2 separate regions of the Homo sapiens genome follow, and region 2 is linked to region 1. A link is an interaction called in ENCODE POLR2A ChIA-PET data of the cell type or tissue named here. Cell type or tissue: PC-9. All regions are shown on one strand.

The links. ChIA-PET counts read pairs that join two places held together with the same protein. Peaks named below come from ENCODE experiments on the same cell type or tissue, not always from the same donor. Only the 100,000 strongest peaks of a DNase experiment are listed, where the experiment ranks them.
Region 2: POLR2A ChIA-PET joins it to region 1 with 7 read pairs; 3 of 35 experiments call an interaction of 5 or more read pairs at or near these places.

The regions. Positions count from the first base shown.
Region 1 is chr1:12,249,280-12,253,279 of GRCh38, reverse strand. VPS13D (vacuolar protein sorting 13 homolog D) reads right to left here. Exons shown (of 70, transcript NM_015378.4): 6 at 3,941-4,000. Among named protein-coding and RNA genes, the nearest start is that of VPS13D, 21 kb to the right of the region's middle. RefSeq lists an enhancer at 2,821-3,812. In PC-9, no CTCF peak of the experiment used is centred here; no DNase peak of the experiment used is centred here.
Region 2 is chr1:12,611,046-12,615,045 of GRCh38, reverse strand. The region is part of intron 1 of DHRS3 (dehydrogenase/reductase 3); the gene reads left to right. Among named protein-coding and RNA genes, the nearest start is that of DHRS3, 5.2 kb to the left of the region's middle. In PC-9, no CTCF peak of the experiment used is centred here; no DNase peak of the experiment used is centred here; H3K4me3 peaks cover 1,933 bases; H3K27ac peaks cover 757 bases.

The sequences.
Region 1 (4,000 bases):
GTATAACCTACCCATATATCCTCCCTGTACACTTTAAATCATCTCTAGATTACTTATAATAACTAATACAACATAAATGCTATGTAAATCATTGTTATACAGAATTTTTTTTTTTTTTTTTGAGATGGAGTTTCGATCTTGTTGCCCAGGCTGGAGTACAACGGCACGATCTCGGCTCACCGCAACCCCCACCTCCCAGGTTCAAGTGATTCTCCTGCCTCAGCCTCCCGAATAGCTGGGATTACAGGCATGCATCACCATGCCCGGCTAACTTTGTATTTTTAGTAGAGACAGGGTTTTTCCATGTTGGCCAGGCTGGTCTTGAACTCCTGACCTCAGGTGATCCACCCGTCTCGGCCTCCCAAAGTGCTGGGATTACAGGCATGAGCCACCACGCCCAGTCCTGAATTTTTTTTTATATTATTTTTTGTTGTTATATTTTTCTTTTTATTGTTTGTTTTTTAGGGGGAGGGGGAATATTTTCTTCTCTTGTTTTTTTTTTTTTTTGGAGACAGAATCTCACTCTGTCACCCAGGCTGGAGTGCAGTGGCATGATCTCAGCTCACTGCAACCTTCACTTCCCAGGTTCAAGCGATTCTCCTGCCTCAGCCTCCCAAGTAGCTGGGACTACAGGTATATGCCACCATGCCTGGCTAATTTTTTTATTTTTAATAGAGATGGGGTTTCATCATGTTTCCCAGACTGGTCTTGAACTCCTGAACTCAGGCGATCTGCCCGCCTCGGCCTCCCAAAGTGCTGGGATTACAGGCGTGAGCCACTGCACCCAGCCAGTGGGGGAGTATTTTCCGATCCTCTGTTGGTGGAATCCATGGATATGGAACCTGAGGATATGGAAGGGTGACCGTACAAAAGGCCTGATATCTTCAGGGAACAGTGAGTCTGTCTGTACAACTGGAACACTGGATGTGTGCGGTGGGGGCAGTATTGGTACATGTGGATGAATACATATTTGGGATGAGGAGTTAGCTAAGAGTTGAGAAAAGTAGCTTGGAATGTTACTAGATACACTAGGTTGAATAGTGTCTTCCCTTCCCAAAACAAAGTCATAACCACACAGAAGCGTGTATGTAACCTTATTCGAAAATTAGGTCTTTGCAGATGTAATCAAATTAAGAGGTCATACTGGTTTAGTGGAGGCCCTAATCTAACGAGTATTGTCCTTACAAGAAGAAAAAGGACACAAGGAGAAGGCCACATGAAGACGGAGGCAGAGGCTGCGTGAAGCACCTGCAAGCTGAGCAATCTCAATGACCGTCAGCAGCCACTAGACAAGGAGAGACGCATGGGACGGTTTCTCCCTCAGAGCCTCCAGAAGGGACTGATCAGCCACAACCCCTTGACTTCAGACCTCTCGTCTAGAGAATAAATTTATGTTGCTTTAAGCCATCTGGTTTGTGGCAATGTGTTAGGGCTGCCCTGGTTATCAAATCCATTAGGAAAGGAAGTTTATGCCATGCTAAGGTGTTTGGACTTCAGGCCTTAGGTGATGCGGAGCTGCTGAACGTTTTGATGCAGGCAGATACCACAATCAGGTATGTTTCAGAAAAAGAAGTCTGGTGACAGTGTAAAGTAGGGCTTTCCCTTCAGTGTGCCAGGAAAAAAAAAGTTATGAGTGTCTCAAGTATGAGCCAGTGTATGGGATCAAGTTACATCTTAGAAACGTGGTTACTCTCAGCTGGCCGCTTCCAGCCCCAAGCAGCCACAGCCATTTGCCCCGGTGTACTGTACAAATACTATCTTTTTACTGTGTGGGTCCTGACATGGAAAACACTGGAAAGCATTGGTATAGGACAAATGGAAAGATCCTGGAGATCACAGAACAGGGAATTTCATTAGTCCAGGTAAAACCTGACAGCATCCTGCAAGGTGACGGTCATATGAGGATGGACAGGAAGAGCTATGTTTGAGATGCTTTGTCAGAAAAAGTAGCACGACACTGTGAATAACTAGATATGGAAACTGAAGCATAAGAAGTGAAAGGAGGAGCACACAGCTTCTAGAGATCAGTGTGGCAGGCAGGAGCACAGGGTGAGGAGCAGGGATGGCACGCTCTTCCATAAAGGGCCACAGAGTCAACAGCTTAGGCTCTGCAGGCCATGCAGTCTCTGCTGCAACTACACTACTCCACCGTGGACAACACTAATGAGCATGGCAGAGTCAACAGCTTAGGCTCTGCAGGCCATGCAGTCTCTGCTGCAACTACACTACTCCACCGTGGACAACACTAATGAGCATGGCAGAGTCAACAGCTTAGGCTCTGCAGGCCATGCAGTCTCTGCTGCAACTACACTACTCCACCGTGGACAACACTAATGAGCATGGCAGAGTCAACAGCTTAGGCTCTGCAGGCCATGCAGTCTCTGCTGCAACTACACTACTCCACCGTGGACAACACTAATGAGCATGGCTGGGATCTAATAAACCTTTATTTACAAAAACAGATGGGGAACCAGACTCGGCCACCGGCCAGTGTGCCAAGCCCTAACTTAGAGCTGGTCCACCCAGGTTCAAGACCTGGCTCCACTTTTCACTCCGCCTCTCGTGCCGTAGTGTCCTCAGTAGGGTTATTAGGATAACAGCAGTGGTGAAAATCAAGGAGAATTAAATGAGTTAAATCATGGAAAGTGCTAAGAACAGTGCCTGCCATATAAAAGGGCTCAAAACTGTTATTGTTGGTTTTTACATTCAGTAACGTTAGGGAATAAAGAAAAATACGTCATTTAGGGGACAAAATGGGCAGATGGAATACACAGGATCATTCTAGTTATGACAAGCTGTGGCATACATGAAATATATTTGGTCTTTTTCCCTGGTTCCTGGCACAGAATTCCTAAAACCCTTGGAAGTTCCTGACAGGAGTGTCATTGTTGTTCATAAAAAGCCTCATGATCACACCCCAGTATATGCTAATTAAGTGACTTTTGTTGGGGTCCCTAGACAGGCTCAAGATGGGGCTCATCACAGAAAGATCAAGTAATTAGAGGGTTGGGCCTTTCAGCACCACTCACTGACCTCTGGGTGATGGGGCTGGAGATTAAGCTGCATAAAAACTTTGAACCATGAGATCTGCTGAGCTTCCAGGTTGCTGAACACTGGAGGGGGGTGTGGCCCTCTTTATCTAGATATTCACCTGTATCCTCATAACACCGTTTATTATAAACCAGCAAATGTAAGTAAAGTGTTTCCCTGAGTTCTGTGAGCCATCCTAGCAAATTACCAAACCTGAGGAGGGGAACTGTGGGAACTCCAACTTCTAGTCAGAAGCACCGGTCACAACCTGGGCCTTGTGACTGGCATCTGAAGTGGGAGGCGGTCCTATGGGACTAAGCCCTTACCCAGCGGGGTCTGCAGTAACCCATTAGTGTCAGAATTGACTTGAACTATAGGACACTGAGTTGATATGTGGAGAACTGCTTGGCGTGTGGGGGAAAATCCTCACACGTCTGGTGTCAAAAGTGTTGTTTTTTGTGTAGAGTGTGAAGAAACAGAGTGTGTTTTGAGACAAGCAGTAGTTTTAAGAAAACCACGAATATGAAGGTCAAAGGGTGGAGAATGGAGTTCAAGATGTGGAAGCCATCATCAAATATTCCCAGGTGGTAGCTACAACTATGAAACACAGTGAGTTTACCCAGGGAGTGTACATAACACGAGAAAAAAATCAAAAATAAAATCCTTTCTGCCCCTCAGTTTCTTCATGTATAAAATGAAAGTGATATAACCAAAGGTCAGAGAAAATTACCTGTTTCCCTATTTCAGCAAATTTGATTTGTTGCAAATACACAAGAGACACCCATGCCTATCACAGAAGGCAATGGAAAAGAATGTGATTCATTTACATAACACAAAATGGCAAAAGGCAGAGCCCCAGATTCCTAGAGCATGGCTTTCTTCCTGCTTTGTCATCACATTTCATACTCACAGGCTCATTCACAGCATTTTGCATGGACACATTCTTAATGCAGATGCCAAAAGCAAAAGG
Region 2 (4,000 bases), 360 kb before region 1:
TTTTGAGGCCTAGTGGGGTTGGGAACAAAGGGTCAAGTGTCGAGGGAGTGGGGAAATTATGGGTTGGGGACAGGTGTGAACAGTGGGCTTGGGGGTGGCCCAAGAGTACTAGACCAGAGAGGTCCAGTGCCACCCGCAGCCTGCAGTGATACTAGACAGGGGGCGGCTGTGTGGAACCACAGATGACATCCCTTCTCCTCTTGATGGAAGTGGAGGCTGCATCTGAGAGCTTCCCAGCCTAGATTCTGGTGGCTGCATCTGAGAGCTTCCCAGCCTAGATTCTGGTGGGACTGGATCTGGGAGGGGGAAGACCCCAAAAAGCAAAAAAAAAAAAAAAAAAAAAGTGTACCAGAGTCTCTGCAAAGAGCTGACGTGTCCAGGAGTTATCTGTTTATTTGGGAAGGAGGGAGAGAGTTGACAACCCAGTTTCCCATAATGACCTTGAGTTAAATAGGATTTGGCAATATTTGTGGGTGGTGGTGAGCCTTAGGGTGCAAAGGTGGCCCAAATAAGCGAGGGTTTTTTTTTTTTTAAAGGCACACTAAGGCTGTAAGAATTTGAAAGCTCCGGACACATCTCTCCTTACCCACAGTGCACTGTGGCAAACTGAGGCAGGGCCAGTCATGGTTAGGGTTTCTAGGCGTAAAGGTCTTGCTTTTTAATTTTCTTTGCCCTCCTAGAATTCCTTCCACAAAAGCATTCACAAACCTTAAACTTATTCCCCTTCCCTCCAAGGGAACTAACTTCTGGCTAGTGGTCAGCCCCGGCTCCAGTCTTTGAGTTTGACATGGTGTTAGCAGGAGCCCCTGAGAGGAGAAGTGGACCGTTCATTTAGAAGTATTTGTAGGGACCATCCCCGCCTTTGGTCTGGTATCCAGCAAGTGGCTGGACGAAAGTCTTGGGCCATGATTGCAAACCTTGGGAGGTGGGGCAACATACGTGGGCCTAATACCACGTCAGGAACTCCAGGACCTTGGCTGGGAGCAGTGGCTCATGCCTGTAATCCCAGCACTTTGGGAGGCTGAGGCAGGCGGATCACTTGAGGTCAGGAGTTCGAGACCAGCCTGGCCAACATGGTGACTCCCCATCTCGACTAAAAATACAAAAAATTATCCAGGCCTGGTGGTAAGCGCCCGTAATCCCAGCTACTCGGGAGGCTGAGGCAGGAGAAGTGCTTGAACCCAGGAGGTAGAGGTTGCAGTGAGCCTAGATCACGCCATTGCACTCCAGCCTGGGCGACAGAGCAAAACTCTGTCTCAAAAACAAACAAACAAACAAAAAAACTCAATTCCCACTTCCGAGAGGTAGTCTGAGGGGAGGTATTTCAGGAAGGTAGTATGGGAACTGGCTTGGAGTTCTGTCTTGCTGTCAGTGAATTTACAGCATGTGGGTAGATAGCCCTGTTCCTACAGCACCCAGCCAGGAACTAGCACTGTGAGTAGATTTATGAACCCCATTCTCCAGCACTTCCATTCAGCAAGTCCTGTGTCCTTCCCATCCCTAGCCCTGGGGCCAGCCCAAGCTTATAAGTCCCTTGACACCATCTCTGAGAGACCTAGCTTAGCAAACCTACCTGGGGTATCTGTTCGGTGTTTGGCACAGCTCTGGGCCTGTAAGAAAATGTAGCAAAGATGAATAAAGACCTAGAGTGTGGCCAGGTGCTTACAGTGAAGGCACAAGTCACCATCTGTATGTGCTTCCTGTGGTTACCATGACCAATTAGGACAAACTTGACGGCTTACTACAACAAAATGTATTCTCTTGTGGTTCTGGAGGCCAGAAGTCTGAAATCAAGGCATCAGCAGGGTTCTGGGTTCCTCTCCACTCAAAAGACTACGGGAAGATCCTTCGTCATCTCTTCCAGCTCCTGGTGGCTCCTGATGCTCCTTGGCTTATGGAAGCATGGCTCCAGTCTCTCCTTTCATCATCCCATGGCCTTCCTTGCTGTGTGTGTCTACGTCCCGTCATCTCCTTTTTTTTTTTTTGAAACAGAGTTTTGCTCTTATTGCCCAGGCTGGAGTGCAATGGCGTGATCTTGGCTCACTGCAACCTCCGCCTCCCAGATTCAAGCGATTCTCCTGTCTCAGCCTTCCGAGTAGCTGGGATTACAGGCGTGCGTGCCACCATGCCCAACTCATTTTGTATTTTTAGTAGAGATGGGGTTTCTCCATGTTGGTCAGGCTGGTCTCGAACTCCCAACCTCAGGTGATCCACCTGCCTCAGCCTCCCGAAGTGCTCGGATTACAGGTGTGAGCCACCGTGCCCACCCCCATCATCTTCTTATAAGGACACTAGTTATTGGATTCAGGGCACACACTAAATCCAATGTGATTGCATCTCAAGATCCTTAACTAGTTATAGCTCCAAAAACTCTCTTTCCAAATGAGGTGACATTCTGAAGTTCTGGATGGGCGTGAAGTTTGGGAGATGCTACACAGTGGAAGCACAGAGGAGCAGTTAATTTATAGCAGGTGCTCATGAAAGGTTTCATGAAGGAAGGAGCATTCGACTGAGCCTTGAAGAAGGTCAAGTGTTTCAACCAGAAGGGGTGTGACAAGGGAAATCTAGGTACAAGAAACCACCTGATCAAAAGCTCTACCTGGCTGGAATTGCGGGAGGGAAGAGGAAAGGGAAGCAAGAAAACATTGTATTGTGGGATAGGGAGGTAAGCAGGGAGTTTACACCTCAGACTCTGAGTCAGGTCAGTACTGGTGAGAATAGAAAAAAAGAGAAAGAGAAGAGAAGGGTCCAGACAGGTCATCTGTGGGTCCCTAGAGTCATCAGGCCAAAACAGCTGCACTAACCAATTTACAGGGAGAGAGCAGTGGCCCATCTCTCCCATCCTCACTCTGTGCAGCCTGAAAGCAGGCAGGTAGGCTACCTGTCCTACCTGTGACATCTGGAAGTGTTTCTGCTTAGAGCATCGGTCACAACTGACCTTACAAATGAGCCTGTCTCATGAATAAACAAACATCTCCTTCTTACTCCCCCAGGCCCTTCCCTTGGGGGAACAAAGGTGTCTACCTCTGGGACCACGCCCCCCTGCAGTCTTGCTCACTTGTGCAGGAGGCCAGAGACTGAGCTTTTATTTATTTATTTATTTATTTATTTTAAAAATAGAGACGGGAGTCTCCCTATGTTGCTTAGGTTAGTCTCGAACTCTTGGGCTCAAGCAATCCTTCCTTCTTGACCTTCCAAAGTGCTGGGATTACAGGTATGAGCTTCCACACCCAGCCAAGACTGGGTTCTTGACCCTGGAAAAGTTACTACCTTCTCCAGGTTGCAGCTGAGAAGCACACCTATAAAATGAGAGGGGTTACAATGATCCCTAAGATCCCGGCACGCTCAAAAATTCTCGTCTTACACATCAGTCAACCCAAGAAAGCAACGGATTGCCAGGCTTCCCTGAATTGCAAGCAGGAGACTTCCAGGTGAAGAAAGCATTTGTCCCCATCACTGATCTCAGCCTTTGCTAGTCATCAGATGCCACCAAATGAAAAAGAAGCAACTCAGAGTTGGAAGATGTGCTGTGCCCCAGCTCCGCAGAGCCCCACACCCATTCAAAACTCCCTCAACAGGTAGCTGTCTGCCATGGATTTATTTCAGCTCTTGCAGAAGACGTTAGTATTTCCAAACTGTCGCTTCTAAAGGAATAAGGGACCCAAATTCCCTGACTAGCATGTCAAACAAAATTTCCTGGTTTTTTTCTTCTAAATTCACCAACTTTTCTATTTGGGCTTTCAGGAATGCCTCCTCCATCTAGCAATACTGACTCTGAGTCAAGTTCATTTTCAGTGCACCCAGCCCTTCTGCTAATTCTCATTTCGACTTCAAGCTCTTCTGAGCTTCCATCTTTTCAGATGAAGCGCACTTGTTTATGGCTGCACAGATCCCTTCCAAGCCCTTCTGATCTCTGTATCTTTGCAGTTACTTTCTCTGGTTCATTTCCATCTTGGTATTTGCCGAGGCCGTCTGCCTTGAGAAAGTGATCTCGGCTGTA